2 separate regions of the Homo sapiens genome follow, and region 2 is linked to region 1. A link is a loop called in an ENCODE intact Hi-C map of the cell type or tissue named here. Cell type or tissue: chondrocyte. All regions are shown on one strand.

Region 1 (8,000 bases):
GAAGAAATAATTTTAAAGAAGCTTTTGAAGAATCACTTTACAAAAAAGAGTGGGGGGGGGGGGAGGGAAACTCAGTCATCATATAAATGCAAATAATTTTCTCCCCTTATTTGTGTTGCAAAGACTGAGAGGAATATCTTATCTTTTAAAACAAATCTGGCTTGGTGACAGGATCAAAGAATGGTGATAAATGAAGATTGCTTGGGATGGGAAAGTGTTAACAGTAGGGCTTCCTCAGTCTAGATATTGGAATTGATCCTATCTAATATTTTTTTAAACTATCAGAAAAAGAGCAGGTTAAATGAAATCTTGAAAGCTGCAGAAAATGTGAAGATTTTTTTTCAGGCAGTGAGACACTACCAGCAGAGACAAATAGCATACAGGTTTAGGGAGACTGTGTAAGTAGCCAGAAAAATCACAATATAAATTTCAATGGAGAGAAGTGCAAGGAATTTATGGAAGAGTAGCCCAAAATATACAAATACGGCTTAGGGTTCTGAATTATCAGTTAGATATTAGCATCAGGTTTATGGAACTATTAATGTCATTGACCCAATGGATTGATGTTTCCCCCAAAGATCAATAACCTATTGATGCCATCTTAAGGAGATTGGGAGCAGCATACAATATTTTCTCATTATCCAAAACTGTATATTCATGTCTACTGATGATTGTTCCTAGAGAAAGACACTACAGAGGTGGGGAAGTTCCAAAATGAAGGTTATAGGGCCACTAATTTAAATACCTACAGATCTCATAATCTGACTGCAGACTGACCTCACTGTGCCGGGCAGATGGCCTAAGTGACTTCAATGTGTGGCTGTCAGGGTCTGTGCACATAACTCTTTTAAAGGTGGCCCTTCCCCAACCCAGTCTATGTTGCTCTGTGGAACCATGGGTACCATGTTTTTAACTCTTCTGATTTTTTCATAGAAGTCACAAATCCAGCTCTTGGTTTCCAACTGTTGCCAATTCATACTAATCTTAAAAAAAATCTAAGTTCTGTTTGGGTCAAAACAAAACAGGTCTCTATTCTGGTTTGCATCTCAAAGCTGCCAATTTGCAGTCGCTGGGTTAAAAAGAAACTTCTCAATGAATAGAGATGGAAAAATTTTGGACTTCTCAGATCTATAGATGAGAATTGAGAGATGACATGGTTTTAATATTTTTAAATCTTGAGACACGTGCATAAGGGAAATCAAAATTTCGTCTCAAAAATTATTTGTTCACATGTGTCATTGCCATCAACTCCAAGAAAAATACATTTCCTGGGAGAGTCCATTGAAAATTCTGACAAGTTATGAAAAATCTGCTCCCAGGAACAGTAATAGTACCCAAGCAGTACCTAAGTCCTTAAGCCAAGTTATTGATGCAGCTCATTTACCATCATTTCTTATCAATCAAAGAACTATCATTCAAATGGATAGGCACTGATTCTTGGTCCAAGAGGCATGCTCCCACCTCCGGGAGTCCATTCCACAGGATACTGGAAGATGTATGGAGACATTTTATAAATTTCAAAATGACTTGAGGTGCTCTTGACACATAGTGTCTAGGGACAAGGGATTTTACCAATACCTGGGATGGTCCCACGTGAAAAAGATTTTTGCTCTAAAATGGCAAAAGCATCCCTCTGAGAAACAGTGAAGGACTGGTTTGAGTATAAACTGCAGATCACTCCTGGTGGAAACCATAAAACACTGTTATAACATATACCTAATCCTTACCTCATGAAACACACACAGAGAATGTGAATTTACAGATGTCACCCACCTGAAAGTCAACTTTCCTTATCTCATTTGATTAGGCTGGGAAGACGCCGATGGATCTGGTGCTACACTGGCAGAATGGAACCAAAGCAATATTCGACAGCCTCAGAGAGAACTCCTACAAGACCTCTCGCATAGCTACATTCTGAGGCAAACGACAGACTCTTAATCAGTAAATGTTCACTGGCATTTTGAAGGCATGGCCCAAGAGAAGAGACACTAGCCATAAAATCTAGTTTCTATTTATCAACGTGTTGTGAAGATGTACCTAATGAAGTTTTGAGAAAGCACAGGGTTATAGGTGTTTAAATTTCCTTTAGTGAAACTCTTATTTATTTTTATGTATTCCTGTTTATTTATTTACTGCCACGCTACTGATATTCAGACCTTCATGATCATCCATCTGGTGAGCAGAGCTTCATTTGTATATAACACTTTCAGAGCCTTCCCACCCATAGGTAGTTCTTAAACCAGGTGAAAGAGCAAAGTTCAAGTGCCTACTTATGTGTCATTCGCTCATGTAAGAGTTTTTAAGAGAGGGCTGATTATCACAGCCCTCTTTTCTCCTGAATTTTTAATGCAGAAGTTTGAATGAAGCAAGGGAAGGCATGTAGGGACAGGAAAGGAAACAATGGAAGGAAAGTGATTCTGTGAAAAGGACAGTGAAGCCAGCTATTTTACCCCCAGGCTGGATTTTTTTTTTTTTTTTTTTTTTTTTTTTTTACCGAGTACACAGAGTACCCAAGTGAAGAGAACGTCATGAGTGTAAGTGCAAATCAGTGGAAGGAGCGGCAAACTGGGACATGCAGAATTGAATTTGCTCAAAAAAGATGAAAGGAAATGCAAACTGTAAATGTATAAATGTATATTGTATTGTATGTACATTTTATATTCATAATAAAGGCAATCAAACTCTAAACCTCTAAGTCCTTCTATAAGTGTGGTGGAAATGTCCTATGTGAAAAAAAAAGCTATATAGGAGGGTTTTTTTTTTCCATTGTTTTCCAAGTTTTGCAGATTAGAAATGTCCCGTACAACAGCACTCCCAGTATTTAATATGTATACAGATCACCTGGGGATCTGGTTAAAATGCAGATTTCTGATTCAGCTGGTCTCAGGTGGGGCCTGAGATTCTGCTTTTCTGACAAGCTCCCAGGTGACAGGCCACGAAATGCCACCACCACACTGAGCAGCTAGGCCGAGAGCCATAAAGACACAAAGGAATTCTAGCGAGCTTTCAGTCCCAGTGGTGTGTAGAAAGAGACCCCTGGTGGTCAGAATGATTTCTGCATGGTAAACCCGCATTTCTTACGAAGTTCCCATTAAGGCTTAACTAGTGACTTTTTTAAATTTAAATTTTAAGTTCTGGGGTACATGTGCAGGATGTGCAGCGGTGTTACATAAACGTGTGCCATGGTGGTTTGCTGCACCTATCAACCCATCACTTAGGTATTAAGCCCAGCATGCATTAGCTATTTTTCGTAATGCTCTCCTTCCTCCCACCCCACCCCCTATACAGGTCCCAGTGTATTTTGTTCCCCTCCCTGTGTCCATGTGTTCTCATTGTTCAGCTCCCACCTATAAGTGAGAACATGCGGTGTTTGGTTTTCCGCTCCTGTGTTAATTTGCTGAGAATAATGGCCTCTAGCTGCATCCATGCCCCTGCCAAGGACATGATCTCATTCTTTTTATGGCTGCGTTGTATTCCATGGTGTATATCTACCATATTTTCTTTATCCAGTCTATTATTGATGGGCATTTGGGTTGGTTCCATGTCTTTGCAATTGTGAATAGTGCTGCAATGAACATATGCATGCATGTATCTTTGTAGTAGAATGATTTATATTCCTTTGGGTACATACCCAATAATGGGATTGCTAGGTCAAATGGTATTTCTGGTTCTAGATCTTTGAGGAATCACCACACCATTTTCCACAATGGATGAACTAATTTACATTCCCACCAACAGTGTAAAAGTGTTCCTATTTTTCTGCAACCTTGCCAGCATCTGTTATTTCTTGACTTTTTAAGTAACTGCCATTCAGACTCCATCCATCTGACAAAGCTCTAACATCCAGAATCTACAAGGAACTTAAATTTACAAGAAAAAACAACCCCATCAAAAAAGTGGGCAAAGCACACGAACAGACACTTCTCAAAAGAAGATATTCATGTGGCCAACAAACATCTGGAAAAGAAAGCTCAATATCACTGATCATTAGAAAAATGCAAATTAACTGGAGATTTAACAATTCTTGTGGACAGGGACTGGCAATGTCAAAGACTTCCCAGGAGAGAACACACAGGTCCATGATTTTTGACCTCCAGACCACCATAATAAAACTAATATCACAATAAAGTGAGTCACAATTTTTTTTGGTTTTCTAGTGCATACAAAAGTTATGTTTACATTATCCTGTGGTTTAATAATTGTGCTATAGCACGATGTCTAAAAAACACTGTACCTACCTTAACTTAAAAATACTTTATTGCTAAAAAAAATGCTAATGATCATCTGAGCCTTCAGTGAGTCATAATCGTTTTAATGGCGGAGGGTCTTCCCTCCATGTGGATGGCTGCTGACTGATGAGGGTGGTAGTTGATGAAGATTGGGATGGCTGTGTCAATTTATTGAAAGAAGACAACAATAAGCTTACCACATCAATTAACTCTTTCATAAAAGATTTATCTGTAGCATCTGATGCTATTTGATAGCATGTTACTATCAATAGAACATCTTTCAAAATTGGAGTACATCCTCGCAAACCCTGTTACTGCTTTATTAACTAAGTTGATGTAATATTCAAAATCCTTTTTTTGTCATTTCAACAATGTTTACAGCATCTTCACTAGGAGTAGATTCCATCTCAAGAAACCACTTCCTTTGCTCATCCATAGGAAGCAACTTCTCAGCTGTTCAAGTTTTATGACAAGATTGCAACAATTCAGTCACATGTTCAGGCTCCACTTTTAGTTTTCTTGCTATTTCCACCACATCAACAGTTACTTACTCCACCGAAGTCTTGAACCCCTCCAAGTCATTCACACAGGTTGGAATTAACTTCTTTCAAATTCCAGTTAATGATATTTTTACCTCCTCCAATGACCCACGAATGTTCTTAATGGCATCTAGCATGGTGAATCCTTTCCAGAAGGTTTTGAATTTATTTTGCCCAGATCCATCAAAGGAATCGTTATCTACGGCATATAGCCTTATGAAATGTGTTTCTTAATAAGACTTGATTCAAAATGACTCCTTGATCCATGGGCTACAGAATGGATGTTGTGTAAGCAGGTATGAGAATAACATTCATCTCCTTGTACATCCTCATCAGATGCACGTCTCCATCAGTCTTGGGTGACCAGGTGCATTTTCAATTAGCAGTAATGTTGTGAAAGGAATATTTTTTTTTCCTGAACAGTAGGTTTCAATGATGGGCTTAAAATATTCAATAAACTATGATGTAAAAAGATGTGCTATCATCAAGGATTTGTGGTACAATTTATAGAGCACAGGCAAAGTAGATTTAGCATAATTCTTAACAACCCTAGGATTTTCAGAATGGTCAATGAGCATTGGTTTCAACTTAAAATCACCAGCTAACAAGGGAGTCAAAGCTTTGAAGCTTTGAAGCCAGGCATTGACTTCTCCTCTCTAGCTATCAAAGTCCTACATGGCATCTTCCAATAGAAGGCTGTTTCATCTACATTGAAAATCTGTTGCTCAGTGTAGCCATGTTAATCAGTTATCTTAGCTAGATCTTCTGGATAACTCGCTGCAGCTTCTTTCTTCTATCAGCACTTGTGCTTCACCTTGCACTTTTATGTTACAGAGATGGCTTCTTTCCTCAAATCTTATGAACCAACTTCCGCTGCAGTTCTCCAACTGTTTTCAGCAGCTTCCTCACTTCTCAGCATTCATAGCATTGAAGAGTTAGGGCCTCTGGATTAGGCTTTGGATTAAGGCATTATTGTAACTGGTTTGGTGTTCTATCCAGACCACAAAAACTTTCTCCATTCAGCAATAGAGCTGTTTTGCTTTATCATTTGTGTGTTCACTGGAGAAGCACCTTTAATTTCCTTCAAGAACTTTTCCTTTGCATTCACAACTTGAGTGAGAGGCATAGTTTTCAGCCTATCTTGGCTTTCTACATGCCTTTCTCAATAAGCTTAATCATTCCTAGCTTTTGATTGAGAGAGATGTGTGGTTCTTCCTTTCACTTGAACACTTAGAGGCCATTGTAGGGTTATTAATTGGCCTAATTTCAATATTGTTTTGTTTCAAGGAATGGGGAGGCCTGAAGAGAGGGAAGGAAATGGGGAAAGCTGGTCGATGGAGGAGTCAGAACACACACAACATTCATGGATTAAGTTCACTGTCCGATATGAGTGCAATTTGTGGCTACCTAAAACAGTTATAATAGTAAAATCAAAGAACACTAACCAACAAAACACATATAATAATAATGAAAAAGTTTTTAATATTGTGAAAATTACCAAAATGTGACATGAGCGAGACAGGAAACAGGCACATGATGTTGAAAAAATGGCACCAATAGACTTGCTGGTTACAGAGGTGCCACAAATCTTCAACTTGTAAAAAATTCAGTATTTGCAAAGCACAATAAATTGAAGCACAATAAAAGGAGGTATGCCAGTAGTTCTTGGCCAGGTGCTAGGCCAGGTCCTAAGACCTGTGGTAAGAAAAAGAGATTGTCCATGACATGCCCTCCTGGAAGAGATGAATATTAAAGGAATAATGAGGAATAAATACATAGTCATGTGCCACAGAATGGTGTTTCGGCCAACAATGAACCACATATACAAAGGTGGTCCCATAAAAATAAAATGAAGCTGAAAAATTTCTATTGATAGCAACATCCTAGCTGTTGTAACATCATAGTACAGTGCATTACCTTTTCTATGTTTGTTTAGATACACAATATACTTACCACTGTGTTATAGTTGCCTACAGTATTCAGTACAGTGACATGTCGTACAAGTTTGAAGCCTAAGAGCAATAGGCTGTATTGCTCATATAGCCTAGGTGTTTAGTAGGCTGTATCATTTAGGTTTGTGTAAGTAACACTCTGTGATGTTCACACAACAAAACCGCCTAATGATGCACCTTTCAGAACGTATCCCTGTCGTTAAGTGAGGCAGTAAGTGCACAGTATCTGTCTGTTGTAAATACGATGAAGGAAACAATACAGAGTGTCTAAGATGATGAGGCTTCTATAAAGACTTCTTTGAGGTGGTAACCTTTAGGGTTTGTCTGAAAGGTAAACAGGAGTTATTCAAGAATCAAGTGTTCCAGGTAGCAGGAACACTGCTCTATGGAATACAGCAAGGATATGAGAAATGTTTGGCACTTGTGGAAATACATGAAAGCCAGTGAAGTCTGATGTAAAACACTAGCACCAAGAGACCCATTTTGGATAAGATCATATATGTTAACCTCTTAGATATGCCTCTAACTATCTGGGAGAGTGTATACGCATAGTCCATAACCAGAAGGTCTTCCAGTTATCTGGTCATAGACACATATAGAGTTGTGAGAATGGTTTGAAATATTTTTGTACCTTTTCTGTCTAGTACTAATCCAGGGAGTCCACCTCCCACAGGCATTGGGGATTTCATTGTTATCTCTCTGACTCCCAATCTTGTTTGTTGGCCCCTCTACCTTCCCCACAGGGGTCCTGGCTTAAGTTTGTCAGACTTTTAAGGCTCAGGGTCCTTCAATTTCTTCCAAGTGAAACATCTACAACACAGACATTTCTCTTGCCAGTGCTGATGTCTCATGTGGCATAACTTCAACGTGTTACCACCATGTGACCAACTTTTCTTTATGGTATCTGCCTCAAATCCACCTCCCCTAAAGAGCTGGGAGGGTACACGAGAGAAGAGAATAAAGAGTTAAAAAGTTTTATGTTGCCACATATAAATATTTGCACTAATAACTAGGTAGAGGGCATGAGAGACAATATGGAATAAATCCCATTAGAATTAAGACAACTCTTAGTTATTTCTGCTAATGGAAAAGATAAACACGTTGGGGGAAATTTTTAAGTTTTTAATCACATAGTCAATTTTTTTATAAGGTTCTCTCCTTGCCTTCTCACTGACTCAACTCTTTGCCCACAATCTTTCATTTTGTGTTTGCTCTTCAGTGAAGGGCACACCACACTGGCCAATGGAGAGTCCTAGAAGTTGTTTTTGACCTTCTTTCCC
Region 2 (8,000 bases), 1.0 Mb before region 1:
TAACAGAAGGGAGGAAACAATGAAAATCAGAACCGAAATAAAACAAATAGAGAACAGAAAAACCGTAGAAAGAATAGAACTAAGAGTTGGTTTTTTGAACAAATAAATAAAATTGATAAATCATGTAAGAGATAAAGAGAAGACTCAAAAAATCAAAGTGAAGAAATTAAAACAGATGTCTTAGAAATAAAAAACAAGATTATAAGGGACTATTATGAACAAGTATATGCCAATAAATTGGATAACCTAGAAAAAATGGATAAATTCCTAGAAAAATACAACCTACCAAGATTGAGTCAGGAAGAAATAGAAGGCATGAGCCGACTAATAACAAATAAAGAGATTGAAGTAGTAATAAAAAACTGGGAGCAGTGGCTCATGCCTGTAATCCCAACACTCTGGGAGGCCAAGGCGGGCAGATCACCTGAGGTGAGGAATTTGAGACCAGCCTGGCCAACATGATGAAACCCCATCTCTACTAAAAATACAAAAATTAGCTGGGCCTGGTGGTGGGTGCCTGTAATTCCAGCTACTTAGGAGGCTGAGGCACAAGAATTGCTTGAACCTGGGAAGCGGAGTTTGCAGTGAGCCAAATGAGCCAATGCAGTGAGCCAGTGCACTACGGCCTGGACGACAGAGCAAGACTCCATCTGAAAAAAACCAAGAAACGCCGGGCACGGTTGCTCATGCCTGTAATTCCAGCACTTTGGGAAGCCAAGGCGGGTGGATTACCTGAGGTCGGGACTTCAAGACCAGTCTGATCAACATGGAGAAACCCCATCTCTACTAAAAATACAAAATTAGCCGGGGTGGTGGCGCATGCCTGTAATCCCAGCTACTCGGGAGGCTGAGGCAGGAGAATCGCTTGAACCTGGGAGGCGGAGGTTGCAGTGAGCCGAGATTGCGCCATTGCACTCCAGCCTGAGCAACAACAGCGAAACTCTGTCTCAAAAAAAAAAAAACAAAAAAACAAAAAACCAACAAAAAAACAAAAAACTGCCCAACAAAGAAAAGCCAAGCCCAGGACCAGATGGCTTCACACTGAATTCTACCAAACTTTCAAAGAAGAATTAATACCAATGCTTCTTAATACAACTCTTCCAAAAAATAAAGCTAGAGGGAGTATTTCCAAATAAACTTTATGAGGCCATCTTCACTTTGATACCTAAGTGAAAGATATCACAAGAAAAGAAAACTATAGGACAATCTCTCTGATGAATATTAATGCAAAAATTCTCAATATGATATTAGCAAGCTGAATTTAACAATACATAAAAAAGATCATACATCATGACCAAATGAGAATTATCCTAGCCATGCAAGTCTGGCTAGGATAAGTGTAACATATGCATATCAATCGATGTGATAGATTTAACAGAATGAAAGATTAAAAACCACATGATCATCTCAATTGATTTGGGAAAAGCATTCAATAAAGTCCAACATTTTTTCTTGATAAAAACTCACAATAATTTAGGTATAGAAGGAAAGGTCCTCAACATATTAAAAGCCATTTATGAAAAACCCACAGCTAACATATAATATTAGTTCCTCATATAATCAATGGGGAAATACTGAAAGCTTTTCCCCTAAGATGTAGTAAAAGACAAAGGCAAGGATGCCCAGTCTCACCACTTCTATGTAACACGGTACTAGAAGTACTACCAAGAGCAATCAGACAAGAAAAATAAGAAGCGTCCAAATTATAAAAGAAGTAAAATTATCTCTATTACAGATGACATTATCTTATTTTTAAAAACTTTAAAGATTTCACAAAAACCTATTAGAACCACTAAATGAATTGAGTTTCAGGATACAAAATGAACATACCAAAATCAGTAGCATTTTTATACACATAATGACCTAACAGAAAAAGAATGCAAGAAAACAATCCCATTTATGATAGGATGAAAAAGTAAAATAAAATCAAATACTTATGAATAAATTTAACTGACTGAGGTGTAAAAATTACACTGAAAACTGTAAAACATTCATGAAAGAAATTGAAGAAGACACAAATAAATGGAAAGCTACCCCATGCTCATGTATTAGAAACATTAATATTGTTAAAATATCCATACTACCCAAAGCAGTATGCAGATTCAACACAATCCCTACAAAAATCCCAGTGCCATTCTTCACAGAAATGGAAAAAGCAATCCTAAAATTTGTATGGAAACATAAAAGACCATGAATTACCAAAACAATTCTGAGAAAGTAAAACAAAGTTGGAGGCATTACACTTCCTGATTTTAAATTATATTGAAGCCTATAATCCCAGCACTTTTGGAGGCTGAGGCAGGAGGATTGCTTTAGCCCAGGAATTTGAGACAAGCCTGGGCAACATAGTGACACTGTGTCTCTATGAAAAGTAGAAAAAATTATCCAGGTCTGGTGGCACATGTCTGTAGTCCCAGCTACTCAGGAGGCTGATGTGGGAGGATTGCTTGAGCCTAGAGTTTGAGGCTGCAGTGAGCCATGATCATGCCACTGCCTTCCAGCCTGGGCAACAGAGCGAGACCCTGTCTCAAAAAAAATTATATTATAAAGCTTTAGTAATCAAAACAGTAATGGTACTGGCATAAAAACGGACACATAGAACAATGGAACAGAATAGAGAAGAAATAAATTCAAACATATATGGTCAACTAATTTTTGATAAGAGACACAATGGGATAAGGGTAGTCTCAATAGTGCTGGGAAAACTGGATTTCCGTATGCAAAAGAATGAAATTTGATCATTATCTTACACTATACAAAAACATCAACTCAAAATGGATAAAGAACCTAATTGTAAGACCAGGAACTATCAAACTCCCAGAAGAGAACATAGGGGAAAATCCCCTGGATATGGACCTTGGCAATGAGTTTTGGACATCACACCAAAAGCTCAAGCCACAAAAGCGACAATAAATAAATGGTACTACATGAAACTAAAAAGCTTCTGCACAGCCAAGGAAACAATCAACAAATAAGTGGCAGCTACAGATTGGGAAAAAATATCTGTGAACCATATATCAAATAAGGGGTTACTGTCCAAAATTTATAAAGCACTCATACAACTCAATGGTAGAAAAACAAATAACCTGATTTAAAAATGGGCAAAAAGACCTGAATACACATTTTTCCAAAGAAAACATGAAAATCACCAACAGGTATATGAAAGGGTGCTCAACACCATTAATCATCAGGGAATTGTAAATCAAAACCACTATGAGATACTACCTCACACCCGTTAGGATGGCTATTACCAAAAAGTCAAAAGATAAATGTTGGCAAGGATGTGGGGAAAAGGTTGTACACTCTTGGTGAGAATGTAGATTGGTACAGCCATTATGGAAAACAGTATGGAGATTTGTAAAGAAATTAAAAATCAACTACTATGTGACCCAGCAATTCCTCTTCTGGGCATATATCCAAAGAAAATGAAATGATCACCTCATAAAGATATCTGCACTTTCATGTTAATTGCAGCATTATTTACAATAGCCAAGGTATGGAAACAACCTAAATGGGTAAACAAAATGTGGTATATACATACAATGGAATATTATTCAGACTTAAAAATGAAATAAATTCAGATACATGCTATAACACAGATAAACCTTGAAGACATTGTGTTAAGTGAAATAAGCCAATCACAAAGGACAAATACTGTAGGATTACACTTACCATAAGATATCTAGAGTGGTCAAATTCACAGAGACAGAAAGTAGAATGATGGTTGCCAGGGGCTGGGGGAAGGGAGGAATGGGTACAGAGTTTCAGTTTTGGAGGACGAAAGAAAGTTCTGGAGATGGATAGCTATAATGGTTGCAGAACAGTGTGAATCTTTTTAATGTCACTGAAGAGTACACCTAAAAATAGTTAAAACAACAAATTTTATGTTATGCATATTATGCCACAGTTTTTTAAAAAATAACTCCCCTTTTCTGATATTGCATAATATGTCTATGTGCCCTTACTTTTTACTCTGGGAACAGTGTTTGTGACAGCGAAGCATGGTCTCTGGAGTATCTCTTAATTACAGCTTTCAGATAATAAATTTTTTTATTGCAATTAGAGCATTATGCCACAAGATGTCATTCTTTCATTAAAAATGGTACCAATTCGGTTCAGTAGTTGTTAACAAAAAGTAATGCCAAGGCAACAGACAAAAGCCTGGGATTACTCATCCATGCTTCACATATACAAAGACAGTTTTCTGGGAAAGAAAGGGCTTCCAAGTGTGAAATGTATTAATTAGCTACTCTTATTTTTGAAACTTGTTAATGTTTCTAATCTTCATAGGTACAAATTGGTTTTCATTATAAGTTGAATTGGTGTAATTTTTTTTTTTATTTTTATGTTTTTTGTTTTTTTGAGAAAGAGTCTTGCTCTGTTGCCCAGGCTGGAGTGCAGTGGTGTGACCTCGGCTCACTGCAATCTCTGCCTCCCGGATTCAAGTGATTCTCCTGCCTCAGCCTCCCGAGTAGCTGGGATTACAGGCGTGCACTACCATGCCCAGCTACTTTTTGTATTTTTAGTAGAGATGGGGTTTTGCCATGTTGGCCAGGCTGGTCTCGAACTCCTGACCTCAGGTGATCCACCCGCCTTGGCTTCCCAAAGTGCTGGGATTACAGATGTGAGCCACCATGCCCAGCCTGAATTGGTATAATTAAAACATAACTAATAGTAAAATACAAAGACAAAACATAAAGATCACTGATCACTGAAAGATGTAAGTGGTTTTATCACTAAATGATGTGTGAACCTGGACAAGTTATCTAGTTTCTCTGATTTTACCAGAGTGTTAAAAACTTCCTTTCTGAAGTCAATATACATTGCTATATATTTAATATATACTACTATATATTTAAACATATTCTTCTAATTCTAAAGTATTTTGGTTTTTATAGTAGTAACCAAACTATAATTGTTCAAATATAATACTAACAGGAGTTCAGTAATAGAAAATGCTATATGCAAGAGGACATTAGGAAATATAATAAGAATTCCTGATATCTTGAGGAAGTATTTAAGTAAAATATTTACTTGTGTAAAAAAATTACAGTCAGAGGTATAAACTTCTGCAATTAAAAAAAATCACATTTATTAATGAGAACATTTTTAAAAGATGATGGAATATTCTGAAGTTTTAAAACAGCTTTGCTAAGGGTCATTTCTGTGTGTCACTTTATTTCTTTTTATATAGCTATAGTATATTTAAACAATAATGCTGTCTTTTATAAGGGTTTGTCTATTTACCTATTCTTTACTCAGACATTGATGTAGACCTTGTCAGATTATTCTGAGTATTGTTAACAGTGCCTTTTTGATGGAATTCACACTTTTTGGCTGTCAACTTGTGCCATATACACACAAAATTTTGTGGAAGGCAGTTTTAATTTTTTGAAGAACATCTGTCAAAATTTAAGAAAACAAATGTATAAAATTCCATTTTTTCCAGTGTTTAGCATTTCTAGTAAGCAGTGAGGTTTTTTGTTTGACATACAGTGATGATGGCATTATTGACAAGCTATACATGAGACTGCAGATTATACTGAATCATGTTAAATGTACAGAAATAAAATATTAGATTTATATCAAACTTTCGCATTTGAACCAGTGGGGAAAACCCCACAGAAATCAGTAAGTTAACATTTCAATGTCTTTCTTATTTGACTAAGTGGAAAGAGAGTCTTTAAAATGTATAACCTGCCATTATGTAATTTGGTTTCATTTTATTCTACCTGTTGTGTGAGTTTAGTATATTTAATTTACTTTGTGTTACTCTACATACTGTTTATTTTTGTTACAGTTTTTAATTGAAGATGGACTCTGAAAGTGGTATAGGACCAGTGTCTTATTAATATCATTAATATATTAAGAGGAGCCACACAAAACCCATGACAAAATGAATGGAAATATTCTTTCTAAAAATTTAGAAAATTTTATACTTTTGCATTTATTATGTAAAATTATTTGTTTTACAATATCAAAATTTTTCGTTTAAAGAAAAAAATGCCATGAAACATTTGAACTGATGAGCCACAGAACTTCAGTTGAAATTTTTTTCACTTTTTAGCATGCTAAATATACATCTCAGTTTAAATATTCTGTTTAATGGCCATTTATAAATTCAAGCACTACCACTGGTCAGTTTTGTGTGATAGAATAAAAATATGTTACCTGCAGTGTAAGTATAGCACACTGTCAAATTCTTTTCCTTAAGGTGCACAGTAAATGTACAGATAGTTATAGGCCACTGTTTTTGCAATGTAGTACATTTCTAATCTATTATTCCTAACCTATTATAACTGTTTGCAGAGAGAAAATAATTGAATTTTTCTAATAATCTGTAAAATTATGCTAACTTCTACAAGTAGGCTTCTAAATAAAAATTTTAAAAAGAGCAAAAAAAAAAAAAAAGAAAGAAAAAACAGCTTTGCTTGGTCAGCACTTTGAGAGGCTGAGGCAGGTGGCTCATCTCAGGTCAGGAGTTCGATACCAGACTGGGCAACATGGTGAAACCCCTTCTCCACTAAAAATTAGCTGGGTGTTGTGGCAGGCACCTGTAATTCCAGCTACTGGGGAGGCTGAGGCAGGTGAATCGCTTGAACCGGGAAGGCAGAGGTTGCAGTGAGCCGAGATAGCACCACTGCGCTCCAGCCTGGGTGACAGAGTGAGCTCCCGTCTCAAAACAAACAAACAAACAAACAAACAAACAAACCCCCGCACACACACACAATCCCCCCCTCCAGAAAAAGCAGCTTTGCTTAAATGTAACATTTTCAAGATTCAAGAACACATTCATTCTCTCTCTCTTTTTTTTTTTTTTTGAGAGGCAGTCTCGCCCTGTCCCGGGTTCAAGTGATTCTCCTGCCTCAGCCTCCTGAGTAGCTGGGATTACAGGCATCTGCCACCACGCCTGGCTAATTTTTGTATTTTTAGTAGAGACGGGATTTCACCAGGCCAGGCTGGTCTCACATTCTTAACTATTATACCATTTCAATTGGTAATCTTACCGTTCAACTACTATAATACAAATAATTTTTTTAAACTTCTAATTTTTGGAGGACCCTTATAACTGATTTCTAATACCTAAAAATAATAAAAAGCCCAAATGTCCACTCCTGGGTGAACTGCTGGGCACTATTGTATGTTAATAAACTAGGATATTATATTTTTATTAGTAGTAACAATTATTAAGATTGAGAGTCTTAAGAAAGGCTATTGGAAATAATAGGTAAAAATGTAGAACTCAGAATATGAGAAATAGAATGTAAATGATATAATTGTGTAAAAAATGCCTAGTTTAGAATACTGAAGTTTGTTTTGTTTCATTTTATTTAACTTTTAAAACTTAGATCTTTTGTTTAATTTTTATTTTTTGGATGGTTAAGTACATGAAAGAAGAAAAACTTGGTTAATTTTGCCTGATTATTTTAAACATTGGAAGCAAAATACAAGATTTGTATTTCATACTACAGGACCGCTTCCATCATCCATCTGGAGAGACAGAGAGAGAGAGGGAGAGAGAGAGAGAAGCGCGGCGGTGATAAGTCTCCCAGTGTGAGAGAAATCGGGGAGGGGCGAAGAAGGGTAGGCCTCTTCTGTTCCATTGATACCACGTTCATTCACAGGGAGCCGGCTAAAACAGACTACTCCCCCGTGCAGTCGTTCCCTCTACCCTAATAAGGCTTTGGCGCCTCTCCCAGAACTCGGTAAGTTCAAAGTGTAGTAAAGTGCATGTTTCCAAGGAATCATCTGAAATGATTTTGTAGATAGTTTATTGCAGGTTGGAGAAGGGAGAAAATGAAGGAAGGGGTAGAGGGGGCAATTATCACGCATCGTTTTGCTATCGTATTTGCAAGGGGAAGAAAATCTCAATGCATACATGGTTCGAAAGTGATTATTTAGACAGTAAGCAGTTTCCCCAGGAAAGCTCCTCAGAGGGTCTCCTCGCAGGCTGCAGATTCTAGAAAGTCTGCGGAAGAGTAGTTCGCAGGTGCATGTGT

What was found. A loop is a pair of places that touch in the nucleus more often than their neighbours do. Peaks named below come from ENCODE experiments on the same cell type or tissue, not always from the same donor. Only the 100,000 strongest peaks of a DNase experiment are listed, where the experiment ranks them.
Region 2: a loop joins it to region 1, with 4 times the contacts of the local background. A loop is called at or near these places in 4 of 110 quality-filtered maps.

What each region holds. Positions count from the first base shown.
Region 1 is chr10:90,906,784-90,914,783 of GRCh38, reverse strand. ANKRD1 (ankyrin repeat domain 1) reads left to right here. Exons shown (of 9, transcript NM_014391.3): 9 at 1,808-2,688. The coding sequence ends at 1,918. It also overlaps a transcript of RPP30 not described here. Among named protein-coding and RNA genes, the nearest start is that of ANKRD1, 10 kb to the left of the region's middle. In chondrocyte, a CTCF peak has its summit at 3,037 (motif pointing left); no DNase peak of the experiment used is centred here.
Region 2 is chr10:91,909,104-91,917,103 of GRCh38, reverse strand. FGFBP3 (fibroblast growth factor binding protein 3) reads left to right here and starts at 7,618. Exons shown (of 2, transcript NM_152429.5): 1 at 7,618-7,706. FGFBP3-AS1 (FGFBP3 antisense RNA 1) reads right to left here. Exons shown (of 2, transcript NR_199602.1): 2 at 7,756-8,000. RefSeq lists an enhancer at 7,978-8,000. In chondrocyte, CTCF peaks have their summits at 1,207, 3,844, 4,077 and 7,978; no DNase peak of the experiment used is centred here.